Regions from separate parts of the Homo sapiens genome. Here region 1 is linked to region 2. A link is a contact called in ENCODE Hi-C or POLR2A ChIA-PET data. All regions are on one chromosome and are shown on one strand. The core of a region is the stretch at or near the end of the contact, and the rest is flanking DNA. Distances in the headings are between cores, read along the strand shown.

The links. Hi-C counts contacts between places; a loop is a spot of excess contacts on that map. ChIA-PET counts read pairs that join two places held with the same protein, here RNA polymerase II (POLR2A). Pooled maps may share reads with other maps.
Region 1: a loop to region 2 is called in a map of OCI-LY7, with 5 times the contacts of the local background. The contact joins the enhancer-like site here to the promoter of E2F1 in region 2. A Hi-C loop is called at or near these places in 1 of 168 maps with a recorded cell type or tissue (OCI-LY7), 2 of 37 single-sample maps with no recorded cell type and 4 of 50 pooled maps. POLR2A ChIA-PET finds 5 or more read pairs at or near these places in 2 of 52 experiments (AG04450 and Panc1).

The regions. Positions count from the first base shown.
Region 1 is chr20:33,880,734-33,887,282 of GRCh38, reverse strand. No RefSeq gene overlaps it. Among named protein-coding and RNA genes, the nearest start is that of CHMP4B, 73 kb to the right of the region's middle. RefSeq lists enhancers at 3,521-3,780, 3,961-4,080. Within about 2 kb of position 4,007, at least 2 of the 41 ENCODE cell types and tissues checked have a DNase peak (open chromatin) inside an H3K27ac peak, as active enhancers do; they include OCI-LY7, where a contact is called at or near this core.
Region 2 is chr20:33,684,343-33,690,927 of GRCh38, reverse strand. E2F1 (E2F transcription factor 1) reads left to right here and starts at 4,543. Exons shown (of 7, transcript NM_005225.3): 1 at 4,543-4,924. The coding sequence starts at 4,664. RefSeq lists silencers at 4,204-4,703, 4,814-5,173.

The DNA.
Region 1 (6,549 bases), core at 2,758-5,257, 200 kb before region 2:
GGCTCAAGAAATCATCCCACCTCGGCCTCCCAAAATGCTGGGATACACCAGCCTGTGTTCTCATCGGTAAAATGGGAGTGAATAACCCACCACTTCACAGGGCATAATGTACTTGTCATGTGGCTGGCACAGAAGGAACTCGCTGATTGTTCTGACCCCCAGTGGGGGGCTGGGAAAACTCATATTCTGCCCACTGCCTTCCCTGTTCTCTGTGCCTGGTAGAGCTTATTCTGATTTCCATTTGCAAACAGATTCTTCTTCCCCATCTTCTGACCCCTCTGGGAGGCCTAGCATCCAAGCACACTCCTGACAGGAGCGCCAGGCGTGGGTTTCTGAGGGCAGCTCAGAGGCACAGCCAGCTTGAAACAGGCACAGTCATGCCATCCGCTGAGCCTGCAGGCTGTGTACATGGCCCTTGCCATGAAGTGGACATGGTCAGAGGCAAAGATGCAGGGCAGGATGCATGTGTGTGAGCGCCCAGCTATCCACGTACATGTCTGAGCACACATGTGGGTGCATTCACACATGTGCTTGTGAGCGTTGGGGGGATCTTCATATGACACTCTCTGCTTCATGGAATTGGCATTTGCTCATTCATCCTGTGAGTATTTATTGAGTGCCTACTATGTACCAGGCTCTGTTGTAGGAGCTGGGGCTACACCATGAGCAAGACAATTAAATGACTTGCCCTTGTACGGGGAGGCAGACAGTAAACAAGTCATGTCAGACAGTGCATTGGAAGAAATGCGCTGGAAGATGTAGAGTCAGCTTAGGCTGCATAACAAAGTACCACAGACTGGGTAGCTTAAATCAGTGGTCCCAACCTTTTTGGCACCAGGGACGGGTTTCGTGGAAGACAGTTTTTCCATGGATAGTGGGGGGGATGGTTTGGGGATGATTCATATTATATTTATTGTACACTTTATTTATATTATTACCACACTGTAATATACAACGAAATAATTATATGACTCACCATAATGTAGAATCAGTGGGAGCCCTGAGCTTGTGTTCCTTTTTTTTTTTTTTTTTTGAGACGAAGTCTCTCTCTGTCGCCCAGGCTGGAGTGCAATGGCGCGATCTTGGCTCACTGCAACCTCCGCCTCCTGGGTTCAAGCAATTCTCCTGCCTCACCCTCCTGAGTAGCTGGAATTACAAGCGCTCACCACCGTGCCCTGCTAATTTTTGTATTTTTAGTAGAGACAGGGTTTCACCATGTTGGTCAGGCTGGCCTCAAACTCCTCACCTCGTGATCCACCTGCCTCGGCCTCCCAAAGTGCTGGGATTACAGGCGTGAGCCACCAGGTCCAGCCTGAGCTTGTTTTCCTGCGACTAGATGGTCCCATCTGAGAGTCACGGGAGACAGTGACAGATCATCAGGCATTAGATTCTCATAAGGAGCATGCAACCTAGATCCCCCGCATGAACAGTTCACAACAGGGTTCACACTCCTGTGAGCATCTAATGCTGCCGCTGATCTGGCAGGAGGCAGAGCTCAGGCAGCCATTCGTGTGATGGGGAGCGGCTGTATATACAGACGAAGCTTCTCTCCCTCACCAGCCACTCACCTCCTGCTGTGTGCCAGGTTCCTAATAGGCCATGGACCAGTACTGGTCCATGGCCAGGGGATTGAGGACCCCTGGCTCAAATAACAGAAATTTATTTTCCCACAGTTCCAGAGGCAGCAAGTCCAAGACCAAGGCACCCGCAGGGTTTCCTTGGAGGCCTCCCTCCTCGGCTTTCCTCCCCATGTCCTCACACGGCCTTCCCTCTGTGCACCCTCATCCCTTGTGTTGCTTCCCCCTTTTAAAAAGGATACCAGGCCGGGCACAGTGGCTCACGCCTGTTATCCCAGCACTTTGGGAGGCCGAGATGGGTGGATCACGAGCTCAGGAGTTCAAGACCAGCCTGGCCAACATGGTGAAACCCTGTCTCTACCAAAAATACAAAAAAAAAATTAGCCGGGAGTGGTGGCACGTGCCTGTTAGTCCCAGCTACTCGGGAGACTGAGGCAGGAAAATTGCTTGAACCCCAGAGGCAGAGGTTGCAGTGAACCAAGATCGCATCACTGCACTCCAGCCTGGGAGACAGAGCAAGACTCTGTCTCAAAAACAAAACAAAACAAAACAAACAAACAAACAAACAAAAAGGACACCACTCAGATTGGATTAAGACCCAGCCCTACTGGCCTCATTTTAACTTATTCACCTCTTTAAAGACCTTATCTCCAAACACAGTGACATTCTGAGGTACTCGGGGTTAGGGCTTCAACCTATAAACTTTGGGAAGGACACAATTCATCCCATAACTGCTAAGAAAGTGGGGGTGTTTTTTTTTTTTTTTCAAAGATGGGATCTCACTATGTTGCCCAGGCTGGTCTTGAACTCCTGGCCTCAACTGATCTTCCTGCCTTGGGTTCCCAAAGTTGGCAGGGGTGAGTAGGATATTTTAGTCAAGGTGGTCAGGGAAGGCCTCTTGGAGGAAGTGTCATTTGAGCTGAGGTCTAATCAGGAGATCTGGGGAAAAGAGAGTCCAAGTAGAGGAAAGTATAAGAACAAAAGCCCTGAGGCAGGATCGAGTTTGAGGTCTCTGAGGAACAAGAAGGCCACACTGGCTGGACCTGAGGTTGGGGGTGATGGCAGGCAGGGACGGGGTCAGCAGGGCTTTGTAGGCCACGGGAAGGAGTTTGGATTTTATACAATCCTTCTCCTGCTTCACTAGAGGCCATGGGATGTGGTAAGAGGTGCTGGGACATAGTGATGAATCTGACTCATCTTCCCCATTGCCCCCCCACAGCTCTGACCCCTGCCCAGGTGCTCCCAGCCAGGCAGGCAGATAAGGAGAGGATTTAATCCACTGTGATCATTCCTGAGGCAGAGGAGGTAAGGGAGACCCTGAGGCCCAAAGTGCTAGCCCTGCCTGAACTAGTTAGGTTAGTGTCTCTGGCGGGGCTGCCAGACTCTTGATTTGAGATGAAGAAGCAGAAGCATATCCCAGGCAGAGAGACCTGTGTGGGCTAAAGCCTGGAGAAATGAAAGGGCTGCTGGTGAGCTCTGGTAGGTGGGAGATATGGGACAGGGCAGCAGCAGCACCTGCCACACAAACATCCACTACCTGGGAGCTGGCTAAGGAAATGATGGTCAAGCTGTACCAGAGAATGAAGCAGCCTTCTCTCTGCAGATACAAAAAGATCTCCAAGATGTATTAAGTGCAAAAATGAAAGTATAGAACCACGTTCCTGATAAGCTACCATTTGTATATAAAGCATGTGTGGGGGTGGTAAATATGACGACATATTTGTCCTATTTACATTTGCATAAAGAAACTGGAAGGATACACAAGGAACTAAGGCATGTGGCAGGTGATGGGGACTAGGCAGGTGAGGACGATGCAGGAGTTAGCCTTGTTTTACTGTGTGCCTTTTGAATTGTTTTTGTTTTTGTTTTTGTTTTGAGATGGAGTCTCACTCTGTCACCCAGGCTGGAGTGCAGTGGCATGTTGTCGGCTCACTTCAACCTCCACCTCCCAGATTCAAGTGATCCTGCTGCCTCAGCCTCCTGAGTAGCTGGAATTACAGGTGTGCACCATCACGCCCTGCTAAGTTTTATTTTTTTTAGTAGAGACAGGGTTTCACCATGTTGACCAGACTGGTCTCCTAACCTCAAGTGATCCACCCACCTTGGCGTCCCAAAGTGCTGGGATTATAGGCATGAGCCACCACACGCAGTCCTGAATGTAATTTTTGAAACCCATAATCATGAAACTCATTCTTAAAAATTGAAGAGCAAGAGTACAGAGGATGCGGCGCGGGAGCTGAGGTCACCAGGGCTGAGGTTGCTGTCATAGTATAAAAAGAGACATACTGCAACTGTGAGATTAACAAGAGCCATAGGACCCACTTAAGCATCTCACAGGCCGGACACCAGGTGTCACTTAGCAGTTGATACAGCCTGGCCCCAGGATTTCCAACCCTGGCCAGGGGATTTCCAGAAAACAAGACCACCTCAGCACAGATGCAACTTTCATAAACCTTGAAACAAAGCTTCCCCTTACAAGAATAGCTTAAACTTCTTTTTTGAAAGAAACACCTGGCGACTAACCTAGACTGAACCCAGGTCTAGGGAAGGGAGAAGGATCCCCCAAACTCTGAGGATGGTCTCTACACAGAGACCCTCCTGGTCAGCTGGTCCTCTGACCTCCTAAGTGTATCTGGCCCGTGTCATTGATGTCTGTCTCGTAACAGCACAGCCAAAATAAATCACTTGAGGCCGGGCACCATGGTTCATGCTTGTAACTCAGAACTTTGGGAGGCCAAGGGAGGAAGATGGGTTAAGGCCAGGAGTTCAAGACCAGCCTGGGCAACACAGCAAGATCCCATCTTTTTTTTTTTTAAGAAAAGGATAAACCGTTTGAGCATCAGGCAGTGTCTAAGACTCATCTTTGACACGAATCAAACCAAAGGAGAGAAATCGCTCGTGGGGAAGCTGGTCACCTAGGACCACCCGAACACAACAGCTGCTTATGATTTGGGCAGTAGGGAGCCATGGAAGGATTTAAAGGTAGGGAGGAGGTGTGTGACGTGATCAGACTTGTGAGCAGCCAGTGCGGAGAGTGGTTCACAGGGGGCAGCATGGAGGAGGCAGGTGTGACCATCCAGCTAGTGCCTGGCCTCTGATCTAGGGCAGAGACAAGGAGGTGGGGTGGGGAGCAGAGCGTTGGAGGGGGAAGGGACAGTAGAAGGCAGAGCTAACGAGGCTCCACTGCCAGGCAGGGATGCTAACCAGCTCCTTCCCCTCGGAAAAGAGGTGGATGTCAAATCTTGAGCCCCGCCCAGCCACACTGGCCCCTGATAAATCCCCTCTGGCCAGTCATTACTCTTCTCACGTGCAGCCCCCTAATTGCCCAGAGATGAAGTGTCTGAGGCTGCCCTCTTGCCATGGCAGACAAATGCCTGTTTGAGCAGAAGCCGGAGGGAACAGGACAGATGGGGTCCTGTTCAGCTTCCCTGCTCCCAGATCCCGGGCCTCGCTGCTCCTGTGGGCTTTGGGAAACCAACAAGGGTTTGTGTTTAATGAGGCTGCCTGCTCATCCATCACGCAAGGCCAGTGCCTTGACGACAGCAACCACCAAAGATGAGGGCCAGGCCAGGGTCCCTGAATCAGAGCAGGGTGAGGGTGGGGCAGGCTCAGTGCAATCGAATCCAGGCTGTGTAAATCACCACACCTCTCCAGGCTGTGATTTCCTCACCAAAATGGGGATCATGTTTTATGTGGCAGACATTGCATGTTAACAACTCTACACCCACTTGCTCTACTTCTTTAGGAGGAGAATCACATTTGTTTTCAGGATGGGGAGGAAAGGTACCACTGAAAAAACTCACTCTTCCCGCTTCCCTTGGAGCAGAGGCCACTATGTGGCAAGAGATAACACATAAGGCCGGGCGCGTTGGCTTGTGGCTGTAGTTTCAACACTTTTGTAGGCAGACGCAGGAGGATCGCTTGAGCTCAGGAGTTTGAGACCAGCCTGGGCAACATAGCGTGACCTGTCTCTACAAAAAAAAAAAAAAAAATTTCCGGGTGCGGTGGCTCATGCCTGTAATCTCAGCACTTTGGGAGGCCGAGGTCAGTAGATCACCTGAGGTCGGGAGTTCAAGACCAGCCTGACCAACATGGTGAAACCCTGTCTTTACTAAAAATACAAAATTAGCCGGGCGTGGTGGCACATACCTGTAATCCCAGCTACTCGGGAGGCTGAGGCAGGAGAATCGCTTGAACCCAAGAGGCAGAGGTTGCAGCAAGCTGAGATTTCACCATTGCACTCCAGCCTGGACAACAAGAGTGAAACTGTCTCAAAAAAAAAAAAAAAATTAAGTTAGCCAGGTGTGGTGGCACACACCTGTAGTCCCAGCTACTCAGGAGGCCGAGGTAGGAGGTTCACTTGAGCCTGGGAGGTTGAGGTTGCAGTGAGCTGTAATCACACCACTGCACTCCAGCCTGGGTGATGGAGTGAGACCCTGTCTCAAAACAAAGAAGCAAACAAAAGACAGAAGACATGGGGCATTTGGAGATGAGATGCCTGGAAGTGCAACAAGAGGGTTAAAGCCGCACCCCAAGGGTGCTAAAATGTGAAGATCAAAGGTGTCCAAGTCCCTGGCAGCTTCATGGAGCCACTAAGTCACCTGGGGCTGCCATATCCAGACTTCTGAATGGCACTGGGGTTTGAATGCCTCTGTGAGGACGAAAGACAAGGCTCCTGGCCCTGTGAGAGCCCTCCAGCTGAAACTAGGCTCCCTACATCAGGAAAAAGCTGGAAGTCAGCTGTTTCTTCTTGGGACTGGAAAAACTGCCCAATAACCTTGGGCTGCAGCCTAGAAGTGGGTGTCTTGCCCTGGGCCATAGAAAAAAAAAAGTCACCCAAGATAAACTGAAAAAACAAACAAAGCAAAAAGAAAGAGAGAAACTCAATAGGTGGGTTTGACAGTAGTCTGTCATATTCATTTACTGGCCCTGTCATAATAAAACAGTAGAGTGGCTTAAGCAACAGCAATCT
Region 2 (6,585 bases), core at 3,294-5,793:
ACCTGTAATCCCAGCTACTTGGGAGGCTGAAGCAGGAGAATTGCCAGAACCTGGGAGACGGAGGTTGCAGTGAGCTGAGATCACGCCACGGCACTTCAGCCTGGGTGACAGGGAGACTCCCATTTCAAAAGAAAAAAAAAAAGAGGCCAGGCACGGTGGCTTACGCTTATAATCCCAGCACTTTGGGAACCCGAGGCGGGCGGATCACCTGAGGTCAGGAGTTCGAGAACAGCCTGACCAACATGGAGAAACCCCGTCTTTACTAAAGATACAAAATTAGCCGGGCTTGGTGGCAGGCGCCTGTAATCCCAGCTACTGGGGAGGCTGAGGCAGGAGAATCACTTGAACCCGGGAGGCGGAGGTTGTGGTGAGCCGAGATCACACCACTGCACTCCAGCCTGGGCAACAATAGTGAAACTCCGTCTCAAAAAAAAAAAAGAAAAGAGAAAGAAAAGCCAGACATGTTAATTTTTATATGGTATTTTCCAATTTCCTCAAATCTTAAAACAAATTCATAATTCAAGAAAAATCTTCTATGGGCAAATTGAGTTATATCTGGGGGCCAGTTTGCAAACTCTGCTTGTTTTGTTTTCTTAAACTTTGACACGCATCGTGTAAAGAAGCTGTTATCTGTTGTTCTGCAGATGAGGCAAGCAAAGCTCTTCAAGAGGGTGAATCACTTCCCCAAGATCACAGAGGCGGGAAGCCACAGGGTTGGGGGCCACCCGACTCCAAAGGCTTGTTTCTATGTTAGACTGCCTTTTGGATGGGCAAGAGGTCTGTTCAGATATAGCCAGAACTGGCACAGTGACAGAATATCTCCAGGGACAGTAAACTGTCAGTCAGGGTAGCATTGAGGGATTGTTGCAGATGCAAAACTCCCCACCTCCCTCTGCCACAACTCAACAATGGACATCTCTGTGCCCTTCATAAAATTAAGTCATCACAGAATCTTTTCTCCCAATTATGCATTCCTTATCATGACTGGATATTCATGTTTGGTGAATTTTTGTTTTTTTGTAAGCTAAGAATGTATGCTTAGGGGAGGTGCTGTTTGTGGAATAAATAGGTTTAAATTATTTGTGTCACTTGTCAAACTTCTTAACAAGCATACTGTGCAGTGACAGAGAAATAATTCCTAACTTTCCCACTGGACTGTGAGTTCCAGGGGTCTGTTTTACTTATAACTGTGTCCCCAGCACCTAGCACAATGTCTGACACATAATAGGTGCTCAGTAAATATCTGTGGATTGAATGAAGTGAATTGACTTGTCCAAGGTCATGTTGACCAAGATTTCTGATTACACCCACCTGATTTAGAAGCCCATGCTATCACCTCTACACCACTCTGCTTCTTGGAAAGAACCAAGGGAAAGAGGTCTCCAGGCACAGGATTGTGGGCCCAACAGATTGCATCCCCTCGAACTCCTCTAGTTTGGTTGGTGAAGGTGGTGATGGAAATAAGCACCTATGAACCAAGCCACTATCCACCATAATACCCTTTAGAAACTACACTTTATAATCTTGACAGCCCTGAGCCTGGCTTTTGGGGTATTTACAGAGGGTGGCAAGGGCAGGTCCTGGGTTTTGCAGTGGGACAAGTGAAGTTCTCATCTCAGTTCTGCTGTGTGACCTTGAGCTATGAATGCCCCTCTCTGAGCCTCTTCCTTCCTGCACCATGTGGATAAACAAGCTTACTTACGGGATTATGGGGTTGAAAGGAGATCATCAATGGAAGTGGCTGCCCAGTGACTGTGGATTTTTTGGAAACTGTTTTTTGAAAACTGTTGACATTGAGAACAGCCTTATCAGGAGCTGCCAGGCTTAGGGCCAAGGGGCCTCATCTATCAGGCTTTTCTGCTTTCAAGTAGGTATTAATAGGTACAGAAGGCCCTTATCTCTTCCTCAGTTTCATGCTAGGAATGCTGGTCTTCACTCCTTTCTGCTTCAGCAGGACCTGAAGGATTGTGGGACGGAGGGCGCCTACTTCTACCTGGATGTGTACTTGAATACTCTGGGGCGGGCAGGACTTTGGAAAACCCCCAACCTCAGCCTCACCAAGCCTGAAAAATAACCTTTTCATCTACTTGGTAAACTCAGGCCCTTTTGGCCTCAAATTTCCTCATCATAAAATGGAGCAATAATAATAGACATCTCTCTTTGCCAGCCACCACAGTTAAACCAGCACAGTGCTTGGTATATAATAGGTGCTTAATAAGTGTTTGTTGAATGACTTGGGTTTGAGAGGGCTTCACACAAATGAATGTTAGTGTTACTGGGACCCTGTGGGAAGGTGCAGGGAAAGGACACTCTTTCCATCTGGAATGGGAATGTGCTGGTTTCTCTTGCTCTCTGCCAGCACCTGCGTTGGTTGTTTAGAATGGGACCTACCCCTCAGCTTCTTTATGGAGAGGGGATGGGGAAGGGGGACAGGCAGACCTCAGGGCTGGGAATGCAGTGTAGGCCCAATTTGGTCACTGGTTGGCTTCACAGTTACTTTCTCCTGAAAGGGCCTCAGTTTTCCTATCCATACAGCAAGAGGCTTATGTGGTCTCTGTGGTCCCTTCTAGCTATGATACATTCTAGGATTTGCAATGAGTAATTTCAGAAACTACTCATTGGAGGGGAAAACAACTCCTGATTTCCTAAACCACCTCATAGTTTGTAAAACACTTTCCAATTCCTTATGCTTTTCATTCTCCTGGCAACCCTGGAAGGGGCCAGGGCAAGGTCTGTGTGCCCATTTGAAACTAAGGGTGAGAAGCATCCTCAGGAGCTGTGATTTGAGGCTGCACCACTCATTTTGATTATGCTGGTACACCAGTTTGCTTTCAAATGTGAGTATGCATAAAAATAACCTGGAAGCTTGGTGAGGTGGCAGTCACCTGGAGTACCAGCTATGCTGGAGGCTGAGGCGGGAGGATCTCTTGAGCCCAGGGGTTTGAGACTACCCTGGGCAACATAGTGAGACCTCGTCTATATAAAATAAATAGGAAAAAAAAAATAAGATACTGGCTTTTCTAATTCCCTAAGTGTCAAAAAAAAAAAAAGAAAAAGAATAACAAATATCACCTGGAAAGGGGACATGGCATTGTTAAAATGCAGATTCTTGGGCACCTAGAGATTTTAAATTGGCAGGGCCAGGGTGGGCCCAAAATTAGCAAGTGACCACGTGGTTCTGAAGCCAGTGGCCTAAGGACCACCCTTGCAGAACCGTGGTCTCCTTGTCACAGTCTAGGCAGCCTCTGGCTTAGCCTCTGTTTCTTTCATAACCTTTCTCAGCGCCTGCTCTGGGCCAGACCAGTGTTGGGAGGAGTCGCTACTGAGCTCCTAGATTGGCAGGGGAGGCAGATGGAGAAAAGGAGTGTGTGTGGTCAGCATTGGAGCAGAGGCAGCAGTGGGCAATAGAGGAAGTGAGTAAATCCTTGGGAGGGCTCCCTAGAAGTGATGTGTTTTCTTTTTTTGTTTTAGAGACAGGATCTCGCTCTGTCGCCCAGGCTGGTGTGCAGTGGCATGATCATAGCTCACTGCAGCCTCGACTTCTCGGGCTCAAGCAATCCTCCCACCTCAGCCTCCCAAGTAGCTGGGACTACGGGCACACGCCACCATGCCTGGCTAATTTTTGTATTTTTTGTAGAGATGGGTCTTCACCATGTTGATCAGGCTGGTCTCGAACTCCTGGGCTCATGCGATCCACCCCGCCAGCTGATTACAGGGATTCCGGTGGTGAGCCACCGCGCCCAGACGCCACTTCATCGTATTGTAAACGTCTGTTACCTTTCTGTTCCCCTGTCTACTGGACTGTGAGCTCCTTAGGGCCACGAATTGAGGATGGGGCACAGAGCAAGCTCTCCAAACGTTTGTTGAATGAGTGAGGGAATGAATGAGTTCAAGCAGATGCTATACGTTGGCTGTTGGAGATTTTGGCTAAAATGGGACTTGCAGGAAAGCCCGACGTCCCCCTCGCCATTTCCAGGCACCGCTCTTCAGCTTGGGCTCTGGGTGAGCGGGATAGGGCTGGGTGCAGGATTAGGATAATGTCATGGGTGAGGCAAGTTGAGGATGGAAGAGGTGGCTGATGGCTGGGCTGTGGAACTGATGATCCTGAAAAGAAGAGGGGACAGTCTCTGGAAATCTAAGCTGAGGCTGTTGGGGGCTACAGGTTGAGGGTCACGTGCAGAAGAGAGGCTCTGTTCTGAACCTGCACTATAGAAAGGTCAGTGGGATGCGGGAGCGTCGGGGCGGGGCGGGGCCTATGTTCCGGTGTCCCCACGCCTCCAGCAGGGGACGCCCGGGCTGGGGGCGGGGAGTCACACCGCGCCTGGTACCATCCGGACAAAGCCTGCGCGCGCCCCGCCCCGCCATTGGCCGTACCGCCCCGCGCCGCCGCCCCATCCCGCCCCTCGCCGCCGGGTCCGGCGCGTTAAAGCCAATAGGAACCGCCGCCGTTGTTCCCGTCACGGCCGGGGCAGCCAATTGTGGCGGCGCTCGGCGGCTCGTGGCTCTTTCGCGGCAAAAAGGATTTGGCGCGTAAAAGTGGCCGGGACTTTGCAGGCAGCGGCGGCCGGGGGCGGAGCGGGATCGAGCCCTCGCCGAGGCCTGCCGCCATGGGCCCGCGCCGCCGCCGCCGCCTGTCACCCGGGCCGCGCGGGCCGTGAGCGTCATGGCCTTGGCCGGGGCCCCTGCGGGCGGCCCATGCGCGCCGGCGCTGGAGGCCCTGCTCGGGGCCGGCGCGCTGCGGCTGCTCGACTCCTCGCAGATCGTCATCATCTCCGCCGCGCAGGACGCCAGCGCCCCGCCGGCTCCCACCGGCCCCGCGGCGCCCGCCGCCGGCCCCTGCGACCCTGACCTGCTGCTCTTCGCCACACCGCAGGCGCCCCGGCCCACACCCAGTGCGCCGCGGCCCGCGCTCGGCCGCCCGCCGGTACGGACCCCAGGGACGCCGCGCCGACAGCGCCGCCTGTGCCCCCCGCGCAGACCCGGGAGGGCGCCGTGTTTGGCCTGGAGGCGGCAGGGGGCGGGGGAGGGGTTGACTGAGGCGCCCAGGCTGGGCGGTGCAGAGCCGGGGTTGGGCCTCCGGGCCCCGCCCTGGGGTGCGGGGTGACCTCGGGCCGGTCCCTGTTTGCTGCTCTGTGCTCTGCGCCTCAGCTTCCTCACCGGAGCCTCCCCAGCGTCGGACTCAGTGATAATAATAGCCCACGTGTATTCAACTGGCGTTTACTGCATGCCAGGCCTTTGGGCGACTTCAAGCCAGCTAAAACTCACAACCCCGCTGTGAGCTGTGTTGTCACTGTGCCCATCTGACGGAGGAGGAACTGAGGCCCAGAGAGGGAAAGTGACTTGCCCCTGGTCACACGGCTGCAGGTGGTGGGGCTGGGATTTGAACTGAGGCCTGCTGGCTTCAGCTCAGAATTTGCATCTCGGTAGTGAGCACAGCTGCTAGGGGAAGTGAAGGCGGGGCGGAGGAAAGTCCTGGGGCCTAACCGTTGGTGAGCCATTGAGGAGACCCTCCTTCCTGCCTCGATGCTGACTGCCAGGTGCAGGCCTGGCCGGCCAGGCCTCTGGGGACAGCCCTCCTGGCTGGGAGGCCTTCTCTGCAGGGGCGGGGCAGCTGGACCAGCTGCTGATCCCCTCCCTCTGCCTGTCCTTCCATCTGCCACCCTCCACCCTCCCAGGCCCTGGTTGCCATGGAACCTCATTAATCAGGCAGGCCGACCCCTGAGTCTCTGTAGAAGGACTAGGTGGGCTGGGCCTCTGGGAGCTGGAGAGGAGGCCCCCAGTGCCAGGAGAGAAAATGTCTCAGGGAGATCCTTTAATAAAGCCCTCCCTGATCGCTGAGCTCAAGACGAATTCAGACTGGAGGGCCCAGAAGAGGCGGCTGAATTCCAGTGGGAGAAGGGATTGGAGGCGTAGAAGCCTGGAGCTGGGAACTGTGGGGCACAGGGCAGGGTGTGGAGACCAGTTTGACTGGCGCAGCCTATGGGTGAAGGTGGGGCTCTGGTGTGCAGGCGGGGTCTGGCCAGGCAGGATGGGGTCTCAGCAGGGAACTTGGAGCAAGTGGGAGGGGTGAGGCAGGACTCAGGACAAGGAGGTAGAAGCTGCCTAACTGCTGATGGGGGTGTGGGTGGCAGCTGGTCCCTGAGGCATCCTGAGGAGGCTCCCCCAACCCCCTTGGCCCCATGCCCAGTGCTGCCTTCCGGAATCACCACAATGCTAATAATAATAACAATAGCAGCCACCATTGTTTTGAGGATGTCTTGTGTGCCAGGCTCTGTGCCAAGCGCTTTACTTAATTAACTCATTTAACCCCATCAGCAGCAGTCCCTTTTTACAGATTGGGAAGCTGAGGCCTAGAGATGTTAGAATCTTCCCATGTCATTCTGCTCTTGAGTGGGGAGAGCAGTCTGCGTTTCCTCTGAGGTTGACCTCTGGGATGCCTTGCTTTCTGGGGATGCTGATACAGGTTGAAGAAAGGGCAAGAAGGGCTTTTAGGGGCCCTCCCTCTTAATGAGTGGGTGGGAGGGGGTTGTACCAGGGGTGGGCCAGGTGGCCTGTCTCCTGTACTCCAGGGGCCTGTTCCTGTGG